Regions from separate parts of the Mus musculus genome. Here region 1 is linked to region 2. A link is a loop called in an ENCODE intact Hi-C map of the cell type or tissue named here. Cell type or tissue: left cerebral cortex. All regions are shown on one strand. Links, peaks and the distances in the headings refer to the core of each region. The heading gives the core; the rest is flanking DNA. Region 1 overlaps Plxna4 (plexin A4). Region 2 holds the start of Plxna4 (plexin A4).

The links. Peaks named below come from ENCODE experiments on the same cell type or tissue, not always from the same donor. Only the 100,000 strongest peaks of a DNase experiment are listed, where the experiment ranks them.
Region 1: it touches region 2 in a loop (3-fold over the local background); 3 of 42 quality-filtered maps call a loop at or near these places.

What each region holds. Positions count from the first base shown.
Region 1 is chr6:32,206,488-32,214,838 of GRCm38, reverse strand. Plxna4 (plexin A4) reads left to right here. Exons shown (of 32, transcript NM_175750.3): 13 at 3,723-3,874. Among named protein-coding and RNA genes, the nearest start is that of Gm13850, 99 kb to the right of the region's middle. In left cerebral cortex, for the core only: no CTCF peak of the experiment used is centred there; DNase peaks (open chromatin) are centred at 2,224 and 3,641.
Region 2 is chr6:32,580,318-32,588,668 of GRCm38, reverse strand. It overlaps Plxna4 (plexin A4), which reads left to right and starts at 477. Exons shown (of 32, transcript NM_175750.3): 1 at 477-1,365. In left cerebral cortex, for the core only: CTCF peaks have their summits at 123, 2,013, 4,221 and 4,911; DNase peaks (open chromatin) are centred at 3,325, 3,917, 4,214, 4,893 and 3 more places; H3K4me3 peaks cover 5,317 bases; H3K27ac peaks cover 2,064 bases.

The DNA.
Region 1 (8,351 bases), core at 205-8,204, 370 kb after region 2:
ACAGAAAGGGGCCCCACTACCTGTTAAAGTCTTAGTCTTCCCTCCTTCCTTCCATCTCCCTTCCTCCTGGCCAAACATTTCAGTGGCAAGACTGTGAAACTTTATCAGCAGTAGCATCACTAAACATTGAACACATTTGGTCCAGGGGGCAGAGCCCAGCTCTGGGCAGCAGCAGAAAACCACAACAGAGAGACACCAGTACTTGCCCCAATAAGACCTGAGCTGTAGAAGTATATCTGAATACAGTTTATGAGTCTAACTGCAGAGCAGAAAAGAGCAGGGCAGAGCACAGCACACAGGTAGTGGGGACAAAGGAGGGTCTGTATAGGTCTTCATCAGCATGCCTCACCTATACAGGAGTCTGCTGTGTCACAGAGAGTTCCAGGAACTGGCTTGAAGGCATGGTGCTTCCTTTGTAGCACACTTTGGAAACTCATCAGCCTCCCTTACCTCCTTCTTAACTCATCGCCATTCTGGTTAAAATCACTACCAAGAGTGTCTAAACAAGGGAGCTGCTGCCCCTGGGCTTTATATAGACATTTCTGTCTCCTGATCCCATTCCACACTTTTGACAGTGAGTCCACCTAAGGTATTTTCCACCAGGCTGGAGATCTTTGCTCTTCCCCTAAATATTTAATATATAAATATTCTCCAACATAAGGATCCATTATATATATATATATTCCTGCTATAACCTCAGGAACAGTGCTTAGCACACAGTAGGTACTCAATACCTCTCAGCCATGGAGGATGCAGATGGGGAAAATAGCTGTATCTGCATCTGTAAATCAGGAGGACTCACTGGCACCCATCTTTGCCCAGTTTTGCTAATGCACCAGACCCACACTGAGCAATGATGACCATGACCCTAGACTATATCTGTGTGATGCTATGGAGTTTTGCACATTTCTCTCCTATCCCTGGTTAGGAAGCACAGAAGCCTTGTTGGACTATGGAGGTTTTATAACCAAGCATCATAAACCATGTAGCTTGAACTATCACTATGCTGGAGGCAGAAGTCCTAGATCAAGGTGTTCGCAGGATTGGCTGCTTCTGAAGGCTGTGGAGGAACTGGTTAGACATCAACTGTCCCCATTTCATCTTTTCCTCTATACATGTCTCCAAAATGACCCAATTATAACACCATGATCACACCAGGATGTCCTAATAACCTCCTTTATGCTTAATGATCTCTGTAAAGACATGTACCTCTACCTACAGTCATGTTTGCAGAACTAGAATATTGTAGTTTGAATATGAAATGTCTTTTACAGGCTTGTGTGTTTGGACACCTGGTCTCTAGGTAGTGGTTGTGTTTTAGGAGATTGTAGAACTTTTAGGAGGTGGAATTAAGCTGGGAGCTATGGAGGGTAAACACTGGGGGTTGGAGCCCAACTTCCTTCTGTATTCTCTGCTTCATGGATAATGCCATTCAGCAAGCAGTTGCCATATGTTCTTGCCACCAGGGACCAAGCCCTGTGCAATGCCTTACCCACTGTGATCGATCTAACCCCCTTTACCATGAGCCAAAATAAGTCCTTTCTCCTTATGTTGCTTCTCTCAGGTATTTGGTCATAGCAACAAGAGAAATAACTAAGTCATGAGATTAGTTAGAACTTCCACCTATGAATTGGCAAGGTTGGGGGGATGAACATAATTAAACCCTTCACAGCTGTGAAGGTCAGGGTTATTATCTTCCTTTCCCAGGTAGAGACTATTGTCAGAGCTGTGGCTTTACAATAACCAGAGTAGGAAGAAAACGGTATTGTCTCCCAAAGCTCCTGAGTCTTGAATTCATGTTCTCCTTCACCACAGTGGTAGGGCATATACTGCTCTTGCAAAATGTGCCACTGGGGTCTTGGCTTTTATGAGTGTGCCCCTTTCATCCAGCTGAGGGTGGCCTTCAAACGGCATCCCTTGTCTGAGACCCTCCATCCTCAGCATTCCTGGTGATGTGGTTATCAAAACCAGGCCTTCCTCCAGGCCCCCACTTCACTGTTGTCTGTGGTGACTTCCAGGATGGAGGACTGGGTTGGGGGGAGGTAAATGGCCTTCAGCCTACTTTTCCACACCCCTATCTCTCCTTCCCAGTCCATTCACAATCCCGTGTCTTCTCTGTGGGAGCACTACTCTCACGCTGCTAACAGCTAAGCTCTCCCTGGGGCTGTGGCACTGGGTGACTCAGTGCATTGAAACCCATCAGCTGGATTTGCTTTCTCCTTGGCCTGAATCCAAGAAAATCACAAGATAGAGGTGACAAATTAAACAAATCGCACCATGGTGGGGGCTACTTAACTGCCTCCAACCTGGCATCAGCCTTCCAGGGGACTTGGATTGGTTCAAAGATAAAATCCCTCTTACAGGATGACAAGTTAGGGCTGGAACTCGGTGCAGGCACCCCTGCCAGGTGTCAGGAATGCACTGGGGACCCACCATCTGGACAAGCATTGGGGGAGAACCTAAGCACCCTGTCCTTGCCTTCCACACATCTGCCCACCTGATGTGAACGGAAATGGGCCAGTTTCTCCAATAAGGTTGTTTTCCACTGTAATGGGAATATGCGCATGTAAACTCACATAGCATATAAATGCTTACTTATGAGCATGTGTGTTCACAAAGGAATCTGTAAGAGGAAGAAAGTTGCTAGTCTTCAGTAAGTAAACAGCGCTTTCCACCCCCACCCCCCACCCCAGCCGCCCCAACCCCGGAAAAGCTGCACCAGGGATAGCCCAGTTCAATGCCTTTGGTTCTTCAATTTTACCAGCTATGCAGAACTGCCCTATATGCAACCCTTGCAGAATGGGGTAGAGGGACATTCTGGAAAGTACTAGAGACTCCTGTCATTCAGAATCTCCCACAATGACCTCACTACAGGTTGTAGGCGTTCAGAAACCAGGAACAGAAGAGGGCTTTCCTGTGGGAAGTAACAATTAGATGACTTTCACTGTCCACAGCCCCTACCTCAAAGCAGGCCAAGTCCTGGTTGCCGAACCCCTACATTCTAATTATGAGCTTTAACATCCATGGCAACATCTCTGGAGGGAAGGACAGTGGCTTTGACCAGCATACCAGGGTAAAGTCTAAATTAAAACCACTTCCATGAGAAGCCAAGGGAACAAGGAAGGTAAATGGTATGCCAAATGTTCAAAGAGAGACGAGTAGGTTGGCTTGGCTGCAACAGCCTGCTGCCATTGATAAGGCATGCAGGGGATACTAGAGAGATGCTTGCTTTAGGAAGCTGAAGTTCAAGAGAGGAGGAAGGGCTGTGAAGGGTGGGGAACTCAACCTGAATAGTGATTGTGAAGGAGATGTAAGAAGGTACCTTGAGATTTTCAGTGAAAAGAAATAACACAGAGACTGGACAGTTCATCTTGAAACTGAGTGGGATAGTCCTTAATGCATATGAATCTGGGTGGGCAAGAGAATTACATTTTATGCCAGAAGTATCTCCTGATTTTCTCTGTATTTAGTAACACTGCAGTTATATTCTCTTCTTCCATGAGATGGGATGATAGACCAGGGGTTTTGATCATGGCTCTCAGAGCCACAGAGAAATACAGATTCTTTACCCAAGGATAACACCTACTGCTAGCCACACATTTTCTGGACCTGTTGGAGGAACCACACACAGATGCAAAAGAGCCACACCCATTCTGGCCTCTTCAGCAAGTGGGCGGTGATGCTTCATGGGCCTGAAGAATCACTCCTTCTTCTCCCTGCAGATCATCCCAGTGACGGGCCCTCGAGAAGGGGGCACCAAGGTCACCATCCGAGGGGAGAACTTGGGCCTGGAATTCCGTGACATTGCATCACACGTGAAAGTGGCTGGTGTGGAATGCAGCCCCTTGGTGGATGGCTACATCCCAGCTGAACAGTAAGTGAGAGCTACCTGGGAGACGGAGGCAACCCAAGAGGGAGGGAAGAGATGACACACAGGCTTGAGATGCCCCTTATCACAATACTTGGGACCTGAAGTATTTTGGAGTGAGGATTCTTTTTCATACAGAGAGTGGTTTTTCATACATAAAGTGTTTTCATATACATAATAAGATATCCTGGGGATGGCCCCTAAATCTAACACAACATTTTCAGGTGTCTATGGGGCCATCTCTCTGCCTTCATTATTACTGGGATACTGAGATGCCATACTTGGGAGCTGTAGTCAAGGATGGAAATAACAGGGAGAGGGAGGAACATGGCTGCTGGCCTTGTGGGGTACAGAGAGGTGAGAAAGAGCAAAATTAAAGTCTGCCGGGGAGTGTGAATTCAATTCTCTCTATTGTCTCTAACTCTCCACGAGCTTTCCCATGGGAAGCAAGCCCTGGGCTGTCCTCTGTGGAGGCTGAAAATGAAATCCCGTACTTACTCCCAGGCCTGTGTACTCTCTGGCTAAATTTTCTCTTGGCGAAAGGTCATTCAACAGACGACCTTGACCCCTAACCTGCCTAGTGGGGGAGATGCGGTGAGCCACATCTGGTAAATGAGTAAACACTACTTTCCAGACCAGCAAACACAATCACACAATGCTTGGCATTACAGCAGAAGCTGTTTTCCAGCCTGCCTCACCTCACAGTCACCTATCGTCCATCCTGTGAGCATTAGATGAGAGCTGCTGGCACAGCCTCCTCGGGTCTGGCAGTGCCCTGAAATTGTGCTTGCTAGACTCAGTGATGCAGAACCACATAGGTGCAGCGTATGCCATTCCTCCTGATGGCCATCAGGAAATCTCCATGGCACCGGTAGCAGGTGGGATACTAATGGATTCACTCTGACTTGGAACCATCCCTCTCAGCTACCATCACTCAGTGACCCAAACATCTATCGGTGGCTCCTACAATTTCCTGAAATCAAAGCAAAGCCAACAGTTGCTGATACAGCATGGTGTGGGGGAAGCTTGACATCCCCTTCCCCCACCGTGGACCCGGCATCAACAATGTTATTATAAAGCCAGATGATTAAAGTGTTGCGATATCAGTTAGATCCATGGAGTGAGATAGGATGCTCAGGGCAAGAATCCTGACATGTAAGAATTCAATGTGTGATGAAGGTGACAGTTCAAATCAACAAGGAAAGGCGAGATCCTTCAGTAAATGGCGCTGGTTGATACCAGGAAAAGAGTAATGTCAGATCCCGAGTTCACATTAAACACCCAAATAAATTTCAGGTAGATTAAAGAGCTAGGGATACAAAAATGAAATGGAAAGATTAGAATGCAGGTGTGAATTCATTTGCTTTCATGAAGGGGAGGCATGAGCAGAAAAATAAATCATAAGGAAAAGATGAGAGGTTTTTGAGTACATTCAACTTAAAAATGTATACAGCAGAAATCAGTGTAAGAAAACTAAAAGTGAACGAAAGCTGGGGATACGGCTGCACCCGCCACAGTTAATAGATACCTTCTTCTTAACAGAGAAAGAAGCTTTATAAATAAAAGACAGTTATCACGAAAGAGCAAAGAGCAAGAATGTATAACGCACGAGATGCAGAAAGAACCAAAAACTCCTAAGAGCGATGACATGCAAATGAAAGCAAAAGAGAACACCTTTTAAAAGTTAATACTCAAGAGGCCAAAGAGTTAGCTCATTGGGTAGAGTGCTTGCCTAACTTGCAGGAAGCACTAACGTCAATCCCCAGCACTGAACCAAACAGGTGCAATCTCCCAATTAGATGGGCACAGACAGGAAGGTCAGAAGTTCAAGGTCATCCTCAATAGCGTTTGACTGTCGATGTGAGATGCTAGCTCAATAAAAACAAAACCAAAAATAAAAGGACGCACCAGATGCAACTGGCTTGCTTACTTGTGGTGGGAGGGAAACTGGGACAAACTTTTAAGAAGACGTTTGGATACATGGATTTAAAGTCGCAGCTGGAAGCTCCTTACTGCCTCAGGTGCATCCTGGGAAAAGAGACGAAGGACCCCCAGGAGCTCACCTAGATGAATGGATAAGCTTCTAGTTCAAACAGTAAGGTGAGACTGGGACTCCCACCACCCTGCTTTGGCCTTGTGTACACAGGCCTATCCACCCACAGGCTCACATGCATGCATCACACACATACCGCATGCATACAGTGTCCTTCCTCTCTCTCTCCCTTTCTCCCCCACTCCCTCTACCAAAAGTATCAAAAAGAAAAACAGAAAAAAAAAAAGGTTTCAGATGGCACTCTAAGTACAGGTCTATAATTCCAGCTATTTGGGAGGCTGAGGCAGGAGAGTCTCATGTTCAAATCCTGTCTCAGCTAGAGTGAGTGAGTTTAAGGCCAGCCTAGGCAGCTTAATGAGACTGTCCCAAAATCAAGAAAGAGAAAGATCAGAAAAAGGAAGCTGGAGATATAACTCAGTGGTAGGGACCTTTGACTCCTTGTTCAATTTCCAGTATCACACTCCATCCCCCACTGTCTTTAATCTCTCACAGTGGTTCTCAATCTTCCCGTGACCCTTTAATACAGTTCCTCATGTTGTGACCCCCAACCATAAAATTATTTTCGTTGCTACTTCATAACTGTAATTTTGCTACTGTTATGAATCATAATAAATGTAAATACCTGCTTTCTGATAGTCTTAGGAGGCCCCTGGAAAATGATCATTTGAACCCCAAAAGGGTTGTGACCCACAGGTTGAGAACCACTGGTTTAGCTAATACACTCCATAGTCTTTAGTCAATGCTTCTAGAACATTCCGCAAAAAGCCACACTTAAGAATGCTTATCACAGTTTTATTTATAATGGGATTAATTTAGAAGCAATGATAAATATGGAGAATTCATCAGTTCAAAAGGTTATTATACAGATGTTTCTCATCTTTACATCTCGTGTGGACAGGGTATGGACTGAATCCAGGGCTGTGTGCAGCCTAGGCAAGTGTTTACTTCTGAGCTGCATTCTCAGCCCTCGGCATTGTGTCTTGATAAACCTTTCATAAGTTGAAAACAGCATGAGATCAAAATGTGTTGTATATTCCTAACCAGTTACCAATATTGTTTCTTCCTGTATACCCCAGTTCACAGGAACCTGAAGCTTTCTGCCACTGGCCAGCGTCACAGAGAGTATCATAGAACACATGGCTAGCTCAAGAAAAGATCAAAATTCAAAGTACAAGATTCTAGACAAAAGTTAAAGTGTAAGATTGTAGACAAGAGTCTACAGACTTAACTTCCCTTTCATACCATCGTAAAGCTGGGATCTTGCCAGTTATGGCTTTATAGTTCATCTACCACCTCAGACAATTACAGACAGCAGACAGGCACACAGTCTAGGTATCACACGCACACACAGGAGACCAAGCAGAGTACAGCCTCTAATTAATTTTACGCAAGAGAAGCTAGTCCTTTTTTTTTTCCTTTTCCCCCACACTAAATATTTTTTTATTTTATTATTTTGTTTGTACACATACACACACACATACACACACACACACACACACACACACACACAAGACATTTCCTCCAAAGTTCTTTTTGAGAAACATAACACAGAAACAACAGTGTTGGGCATATGGCTCAGTGACAGGGGCTTGTGTGACATGCGCAAGGTCCTGGATTTTATCCCCAGCACAATAAATAAATAAATAAATAAATAAATAAATAAATAAATAAATATAGCAGCAACAACAAAACAAACAGAACACAGAGCAGAACAGCACTAAAACCTAAGGACCAAGCAAAAAAATCTCTACAGGACGAAAACCTAGAAACCAAAAAGTAAAAAATTAGTCTGTTCTGCCAGATAGATACTTTCGAATGCTAATGTAGCAGAACATACTGAAAACCAAGTTAAAAACCAGATAAGAAGTTGAGAGTGGGGAGAAAAATAACTGCCACATTTACAACAAATAAGAATGACTATGCCGAGTTAAGGCTTCACAAAAGACAGTTGGTTAGCACACTAGAGACAGGGCTTTGGTAGAGAAGTCAAAGGAAGGCAATTTTAAAAAGTACACACAATTATGTGCATTCTCTATCATAATCACTGGACTTAAAGTAAGATTTTTTTCTATAGCATATTGGGAAAAAAATATTTCAAAAGATTTTGACCACTTAGTCTTAACTAAAACAGTGGACCACTGATACAAATGCAAATTGGTACAACTTTGGGGGAAACATCATTGGGCCCTATGTGAACAAACCATTTAATCCTGTGTATTGCCTCCTGTGAAGTCTATTCTAAGAAACACATGATTCTCGGGTATGTGTATCTTGGCATATTTAGCTGGGTTTTGTTTTTTTTTTTTTTTAAGCAGGAGAAAAATCAGAATGTTTACACGCCCATCAATAGGACAATTATGACATACATGGTGGCTTAAACATGTATGTAATATTACAAAGTGGTTAGTAGAGTTGTATATGCAGAGCCTA
Region 2 (8,351 bases), core at 42-8,041:
CCAGAAGTGCCTCTGACCGCCTGCACCACATGCCTGCTTGGGAGTATGCCCCGATCCAAGTGCACTTGGTGGCACCATATATGCACCACTCTGCCCTGTGTCTCCACCGCCAGGGTGACTCGAGGAAGCCAAGAAGACCCAGGGGGTGTCTGCAAACGTCCACACTGGGGAAGAGCAGGCGGGCCAGTGGCGGCAGCGTGCGGGGAAGCGCCCCCTGCCCCCTCTGCCGGCCGCTCTACCTTGGTCTAGATGTCAGTCGCGAGCTCCGAGCCAGCTAGCGAGCCAGAGAGGGAGCGGCGGCGGCGGCGGCAGCGGCGGCGGCGGCGGCGGGCCGCGGGCGGCGGGGAGGGGAGGAGGCGAGGAGAGGGAGGGAGGAAGGGAAGCAGGGAGGGCGGGAGGGAGGAGAGGAGGACCCAGAGAGCGCCAGGCAGCTGGAGTTTTTGCAGCGCTTGGCCGGGCTTCAATGCACAGCAGCAGCGAGCCGCGGCGGCAGCAGGCAGCCCGGGAGCTCCGGCGGCGGCCGAGCCAGCGGCGGCCCCGCTCCCTGCCCCCTGCAAACTTTGCGAGCAGCCCGCCCGGGGGGCCGGGGACGCGCCTGGGAGGCTCGGCTTGGACTACGGCCGCGCTCTTGGCCGCCGCAGCGCTAGCCGCCGCCGTCGCTGCTACCACCGCAGCTCCGCGCCTCCCCGGGGAGCTGCCGGCGGCTTCCGAGGCCCCCCAGCCCCGGCCCCTGGGCACTGCCCGGCTAGTCCCCGGCCAGGGTTGGGGGCGACAGCGGCGCAGCCAGCCCCGGGCTGCCAGGGGGTGGCCGTCACTGCCCAGGGAGGCGCGCAGAGGATCGGAGAGCGCTCCCCGGCGGGTCCCCAACGTACTCGCCGCCGCGCCCGGGCAGCGGCCCGACCCGGCTAGCATGGGCGGCGCGGAGTGACGCCGCCGTGCCCGCTTGGCATCAAGGACATTCAGCCCGCGGGGGTGGGGACGAAGGGGGGCAGCCCCGCGTCGCCGCCGCAGCCCCTGAGAGCCACCGCTGTCGCTGCTTGGGCTCCGGGGCTGGATGGAAGCTAGGGGTGCTTGGAATTGATCTTCATTTCCTGACCTTTTTGTTGGACATTACGCCCACCTTGGACGCTGCAAGAGGAGCTGTCAAGCCCGGCAGGCTCTGATTTGGCCCCCTCCGTTTTTCTCTGCTGCTCGTGGCTTCCCCGTGCCTCGGTGGAGTATTTGCGTTCGGGGCTGGGGCTGGAGGAGGCAGCCACACGCGCGCACACGCACACGTTCAGAGGAGGGCGAGAGGCAGCGGTACAGGCACCATCTGCAGTGTCAATGCGGCGCTGGGGCTGAAGGAGGGAAACGCCGCGCTTCCAGGTAAGGAGCCGCCGGCCGGGCACAGGGCCAGCTGGGCAGAGCGGGCGGAGGTGGCGAGTCCGGTCCCGGAGTCCTCGCCTGCTCTGAGGCAGCCCACTACACACACACACGCACACACACACACACACACACACACACACACACACACACGCAAAACACAAATCGCGTGCGCGCACACACACATACTCACACACAGGCACACACTGCGCTCACGCACCTGCCCACGTCCCACCTGGACACCCGCGTAGGTGCATCGCAGCCGGAGCAGGGATTTCCCGTGTTCTTCTCCTCTCCGGACCTAGACTTCTCTTCCCCAGGACTTTCAGGGTGGGATTCAGTAAATGACTGACTCTCCTATCCAGCCTGGTAGGATGAGGGAACGATTTTGCTGTTTCTAGCTCCTTTCATTTCCTAACTGGTTTTTATAAGACAGGAGAAGTCATGGGAGGTCTTATGAGACCCGCCCAGTGCAATTGTGCCCCTTAGCTTTTTGGACACCCGGAGATTTTTTGCTTTTAAATAGGAGAAAGGCAGAGAGATATTTAAAGGGCAGAGAACTGGAGATCTTGGTGATCCGGTGCCTGGGAGGAGGCCACATAGGCAACTGGGGCTGCAGTTCTGTAGGGCGGCGCATATGGAACAGACTCTGCGATTCCCCAGTAAAGGCAGCACACACGCCTTTCCGAAGCGTGGCACTGCTTCCCCGGAATGCGCCGGGATTTCAGTCAGGGAGGGGCTTTAACATCAAAGCTAGAGGAGTGTTCCTTGTCTAGGGAGGATGCTGCGGTCCTTTAAGGAGGATCAGACCTTATTCATGTTGCCAGTCACCGGTAGACAACAAGGAGACAGGGCTTAAGGGACACATGTTTGCGGCCAACCCCTCACTTCCTTATCCTTCTGTGTGTATGTGAGGCAACTCCCCCCTGCGCCTTTAGTTAACACCTGTCACATGTCTTTTGGGGTGTGTGTCTGAGAAGTAGGAGGGAGAGTAGAGATGGATTTAGACTAATGGAGAAAGGACTGTGAAGACGATATCCACTTTATAAGGTATTTGGTCTATTAGTGTATTCTAGGTACCTTAGGCTACTAGTGTAACCCAGAGTCTAGATCCTCTGAATGCAGGACTGCCCTCCAGAAACCAATGGTTCAAGTTGTACTTCCCCAGAGTTCCCTGCCTCCACCGCCCCAGTTTCAGAGCCTGCTCATTTTGAAAGTTCCTAGAATGGATGGGAGTGTGTGTGTGTGTGTGTGTGTGTGTGTGTTGAAGTTCCAAAGGGCTTTTTTTATGGCTCCCCTATTAGAGTATCAGACAGACTTCTTTTGGGGCTCAATTATTGCAAGGAGAAGAATGGAAGAATCAAATAAATCATTATTTTAGGCTTGAATACATATATAACAAGTTTCTATGTTTCTATAGCTGTCCCTTTGTGTATTTTGTTGTTGCTTGTTTGTTTTTGTCATCCTGGCAAAAATGGAAATTGTTTCTATCCTCTTTATAAACGAGTAGAACTCCCTCCCACCCCACCCCACACACACCTGGCCAAAGTCTTTGGTTAGGCCTATGTGGAAGAGCAGATGCCCCCCCCCCCCGGGAGAGAAGCAGAATTCCTGTTGTGTGTGGTGTAAGCTGCCCTTTGATTGATTGAAAAAGGTATAAGCCAGAATAAAGGAAAGCTCTCCACAATGGGGAGAACCCAGATCGCAAAGAGACACTATTTTCTTTTTAAGAATGGTGAGTATGTACACATCTAGCTATACACTTGCATTCTTAGAGCCTTGCCAAGTGCAGTCAGCTTGTACAAGCTCAGGTGACAGGGGGTGTCCACTTCTGACTTCTGGGCTGTGACAGACATTGGCACATTTTGGCATGCCCATACTTGGAGTGTGTGGCTGGGAAGGACCCGTGTACACATACATATGGCTGTGGCACATGGTTTGTAACAGACAGTGAATTACAGTGACGGGGAGTATCTCTCAGAGAGGCATCCCCCCACCTGCCTGTGAGGGCAGGAAGCTAGGGTGCAGATCATCCCACAACAGACTTCTGTTTCTTTCTCTGCCTCCCTCTTTCCTTTTTCATACATTTTGCAGCCTCAGGATCTATCTGTCATTCTAATGCAAAGACAACTGTCATTATGCTGGTTATAAGCTAAGCACTGGAGCTCAAAAGAATCTGCACACTTTCTGCACTTGCTATTGGTTTCTGGGAAAAGATCGACGGTAATTAACATCTGTGTACGTTTGTATGTTTTGTTTTCATTTCCTGGCTCTTTTGCCCATCCCTGGAGTATACCGTATACTACAGTATCACTGCTCCACCATTCTTCTGTGGGCCTTTAAGTTCTCTGGTCTGCACCGGAGGGCACTCAGTTGCATGGTTTAGAAAAGGCCCAGGCACAAATGCTTCTTTTCGATCAACCTCATTAAGCTGGAGATTGTTCTGGAAGCATGCCTGCGAACACCAGGCCTGGATCACCCATGATCTGATCTGCTTCTTCACTAAATCCTGCATGGCCCCTCCCCCCTCCGAAAATGTTTTAGGGAGGAATTTTGCTCCTAGGCAGCCAATTCGCTCCGCTCTCCTTCCCTGTCTCTATTCTCCTGCTTCAGCTCTGCTCCCTGCAGACAGGCAAATCTGCATGGCAGAATCTGCCTACACTTGGCCTACAGATCCTTTTAATCACAAGGAGGGATGCTGGCAATTAAGTGGGGGTGGGGGGCTCCTGGGGTGGTAGCATTCCTACCTTGGGGAGAGAGCTCAGGGGGTTGGGTTAGTAACTGCTCTGAGCTCCTAGGTATTACTGGGCTTTGATGGAAAGAAATTATAGCAAGCGTCTCTCCTCCCAGCCAGCTAGGGGGCATTTCTTAGCAGCTTTAGCCCAGTCTTACCAGAGAAGGCACTGTACAGACAATGCACAGTGGAGACCTGTTGGAGTGGCTCTTTGACTGTGATGGGGTGGATGCTGTGAACCTACTGTGATGTGATCTTGGCTTTGATTACTCTGTGCCCAGAGTGTCACCCTCTCCTTTCCTCTTTATTTGTGTCCAGGGCTCCCTGATGGGAAACCAGTTCAGACCCTGGGCAACTGTTCAGGGTTCATTTCTTTCCCTTGACACCCCCTTTCCTCGTTCAAAGCCTGTTCCTCCCTCTCCATGAGCTTGTGAATCCACCTTTCAGCTTTGTGTTTGTATCCACCAGCCCATTTGTCCTCAGATGTGCAGCACCCCATGAAATCAATATAACATGAATTTAATGACAGCTGGATGATTAAATGTTATTTATATTTAAGAGCGGTATTTAAAAAAGACATCGTGCTAATAAATCAAAGGGCTGTTTGGGAGATGCACATGATAAGGGTAATTGCCCTAGAGGCTCCAATGAGCAATGCTTGGTCCACACAGAGCCCCGCAGACACTGTCTCTGTAAAGGCTAGTCCTTGCTCTTCCCTCCCCTAACACCCACCTGATCCCCTCTCACTGTCCTGACTTACTCTGGGTTTCCCTCCCACCCTCGCTTCCCAGACTGCAGACATTCTAGTTGTGACAGGAAGGTGGAGCCAGCAAGGAGACTGGAGCTGGCTCTGCCGCTAAGTGGGAAGAGGTGGATCTGAAAAGGGAAGGCAAGCAGGGGTCCAGATTCCCCACTGGAGGCCAGGTCCAGAAGAAGGAGGCTGCTTCTCCACAGAAACAGAATAGCTTCTAGAAAGTCCTGAGTGAGAGCCCTGTCCTATGATCATGCAGCATCAGCGTCCTCAGGGAAGCAGTTGTGAGAATAGTAGTTTTGGTTAGAGCCCTTATGAAAATTCAGGAACAGAAAATAATACTAATTATTTGTGAAGCGTTTGTGCAGCACTTCCTTTGAACTCAAATGATTTGAGTGCTCTAGATGGGGTTGCTCCTTTAATTCCCATGAGCACCCTAAGAGGCAGTGGCTACTGTAGTCCCTATATCCCCCTGAAGTGCTCTAGATGGGGTTGCTCCTTTAATTCCCATGAGCACCCTAAGAGGCAGTGGCTACTGTAGTCCCTATATCCCCCTGAAGGAACTGAGATGAGGGAGGTTAAGGACTTTGTTCCCAGTCACACAGCCACCAAGTGGTGGAAGCAAGTCTCAGTGCTAAGCAGTCTGACCTGGCTGCGAGGGTAGAGGTACTCAGTATGTTTCCTCCCCTTGCTAAGTGAGTGGGGGAGTGTAGTGAGAGTTGTACCTTCTCCTTTGGATTATCTCTGACCCCAAGCAAAATTTCCTATTCTTTGAGCTTCAACTTCCCTATTAGTTAAGGGGATAGAGTCTTACCCTTGGCTGATGGTAGAGTAGAAAGTTTCATGGGCTCTTTCTAGCAGACCATTCAGGTTGACTGTTACTTTATTTGGAAATTTCTATTTTTCCTTTGTAGAAAACACAAAAGGTGTGGCTAAGGGAATGAATGAAGTCTCTGCCTTTGCTTTGGATTTGGGGAATCTCCAGGGATGGTTGGGGTCTGGCTCTTTCTAGTGAGTTTTTCAAATTGCTGGTATTGTGGAAATGACACTCTCCCACTGAATGCTGAAAGTAGCCTGTAAGGTGGGGATTGCGGATTGCCATTTTGATGGCATAAGAACTTAGGCTGAGATGACAGTTAAAGATGCCTGAGGCCCCAGGTTGCTAGGCAACAGATGGCCAGTTCACTCTAAGGCCTGGATTCAGGCGATGACACTGCTCACAGGTGGTGCTCTGTAGTTGTTCTTTCATTCATTCATTGGCTCTCAGGATCTAAGCTTAGGACCTAAGCAGGAAAATATCATGTAATCGTAGGTGGAGGTTTGTGCCAATGGCCTGCATAGGGAGGGTAATCCTATAGCTGTAATGCAATTTGGAATTTAGAATAGAGAAGAAGTCGAGGAAGAAGAAGAGGAGGAAGAGGAAGAAGAGGAGGAGGAAGAAAAGGAAGAAGAAAGTGGAGAGGGCACAGGATGAGTGGAGACACTAGGAATCATATTAAGATATTAATAGATATACAATAGGGCCCTGGGAAGCTAGGTACCATGGTGGGTACATCCCACCCCAAAGTCAGAACTCTGCAGACTTGGCCTCTCTGGTGTGTAGACTCTTGGGCACCGAAAAGAGAGTGGTTGTGGAGTCCTTCTAACTAAACTTTTATTCCATGCATGATGTAATTTGCTTTCCCCCTCCCAGCGCCCCCCCCCCCCGCAATGTGCAGTGTAGAAACTTCTGATAAATTCGGGGTGTCTAGAAGATGCTTAGAATTTTTCACTCTGGGACCAGAGTGGGGAGACAGAAAGGACTCATATTTAAGCCAACAGGTGCCCGTGAGTTCAGAAGCACCCTAGGAGCCTGGGGCTATAAGCTGGAATATCCACTCCCCTCCACGGTGGCTTCCCCATGAACCAGGATTCGTAACAGCAAATTGGATTTTAGGATGTTTTGTCACTCCAACACAAAACACATCACTAGCTAAGAGGATCTTGTCTCCACAGTCAATGTGCCGACCCCAGCCTAAGCACAGTCAATTCCCCAGTTCTCACAAGAAAAAGTCTTTCATTATGAAGCAGGAGGAAAGGAGCCATTGAAGCCTGGTCACTGAAAGTACAGCAATTGTAAATCTTTCCTGCTCATCGCTGCAGACCAGCACTTCCGGGCGGACTGGCCCATGAAACCCTTGTAAGAACCAGACTCACTTCCCGCGGTCCAGGGAAGATCCCAGAACCAGAAGGTGAACAAACTCACTCTTGAGTTCGGCTCAGAGGCCATGAGGGGGGAAAGTAAGCAAAGCAGAATTGGTGGGTTGTTTTTCTTCATTTGGGTACCAGGCACTGGACTGGTTCTATTGAACCAGTCCACGTGGCATGTCAACATGGCAGATGGCAGGAGGTTCTTTTTCTCACTCTTCATCTCAGTCTTGCTTCTGGAAGGTAATACCAACAAGAGAGCAGATATTCCCAAAGTCAATTCTGTGGATGTGTGGATAGATGCTTTAATGAACCAAAACTTGCTAAGTCTAGTAGTTGGAGACACGAGGTATAAAACGAGATGATTCCTGCTGTAGGATGTCTTAGAGACTTTAACATACCGGCATGTCCCACTGTGGTGTAGCCCTGGAATCCATCAATATAAACACTGTCATGTGTGTACATATGAATGTCTACATGTTTTTTGTGTATGTGTGTCTATAAACATATACACATATACATGTTCATATGTATGTTTATGTATCTGCTTGTATATGTGGAAGCCAGAGGTTAACCCTGAGGATCTTCTTCAGTGGATCTCTGTGATCTTACATTTTTTTTTTTTTTTTTGAGACAGGGTCTCTCACTGAACCTTGACCTTTCCAATTTGGTGGGACTAGCTACCCAGCAAGCCACAGGAACTTCCTGTCTGCAGCCCTAGTCCTGAGATCACAGCGCATGTTGCTATGTCTGGCTTCTTTATGTGGGTACTGGAGATTGAACTCAGGTCTTTATGCTTGCATGTGAGCACTTTACTGACTAAGCCATTTCTGTAGCCTATGTTTTCTTGTGTCCTTTTTATTAAATAAATAGTTTCAGCTGAACTTTTATAACCAAGTCTTGGGTTCTGGTGACTGTGAGGTCTCCAGGTCCTCAGAACTGTATCTGTGGCCTCAGCATCTGCTGAGATATCCCCATACCTGCCCTTCCCTTTGTCCTTCCAAGGCAGCAGGATTTCTCAGGCATGTGGACATGTAGATTCATAAATGACCCCTATGTGTTCTTTTTGCTTAAAAGCCACTGGTGTTATAGGAAAAATAGGCTTTGGATATAGCAAAATGTAAATCTCAGCTTGATCATCTACCAGAAAAGGGACATTTGGAGAGACCAGCTTATGTTCAGTGCTACCAGTTACAAAATTAGGGGGTTGTTCTAGAATGGTAATTTTAAAAATATTTAATATAAAGTAGAGGAACTCCTTGTTCAACTGAAATTTTATATAAAACCATAGTGCCCAGGAGAAGCACAAACAGTATT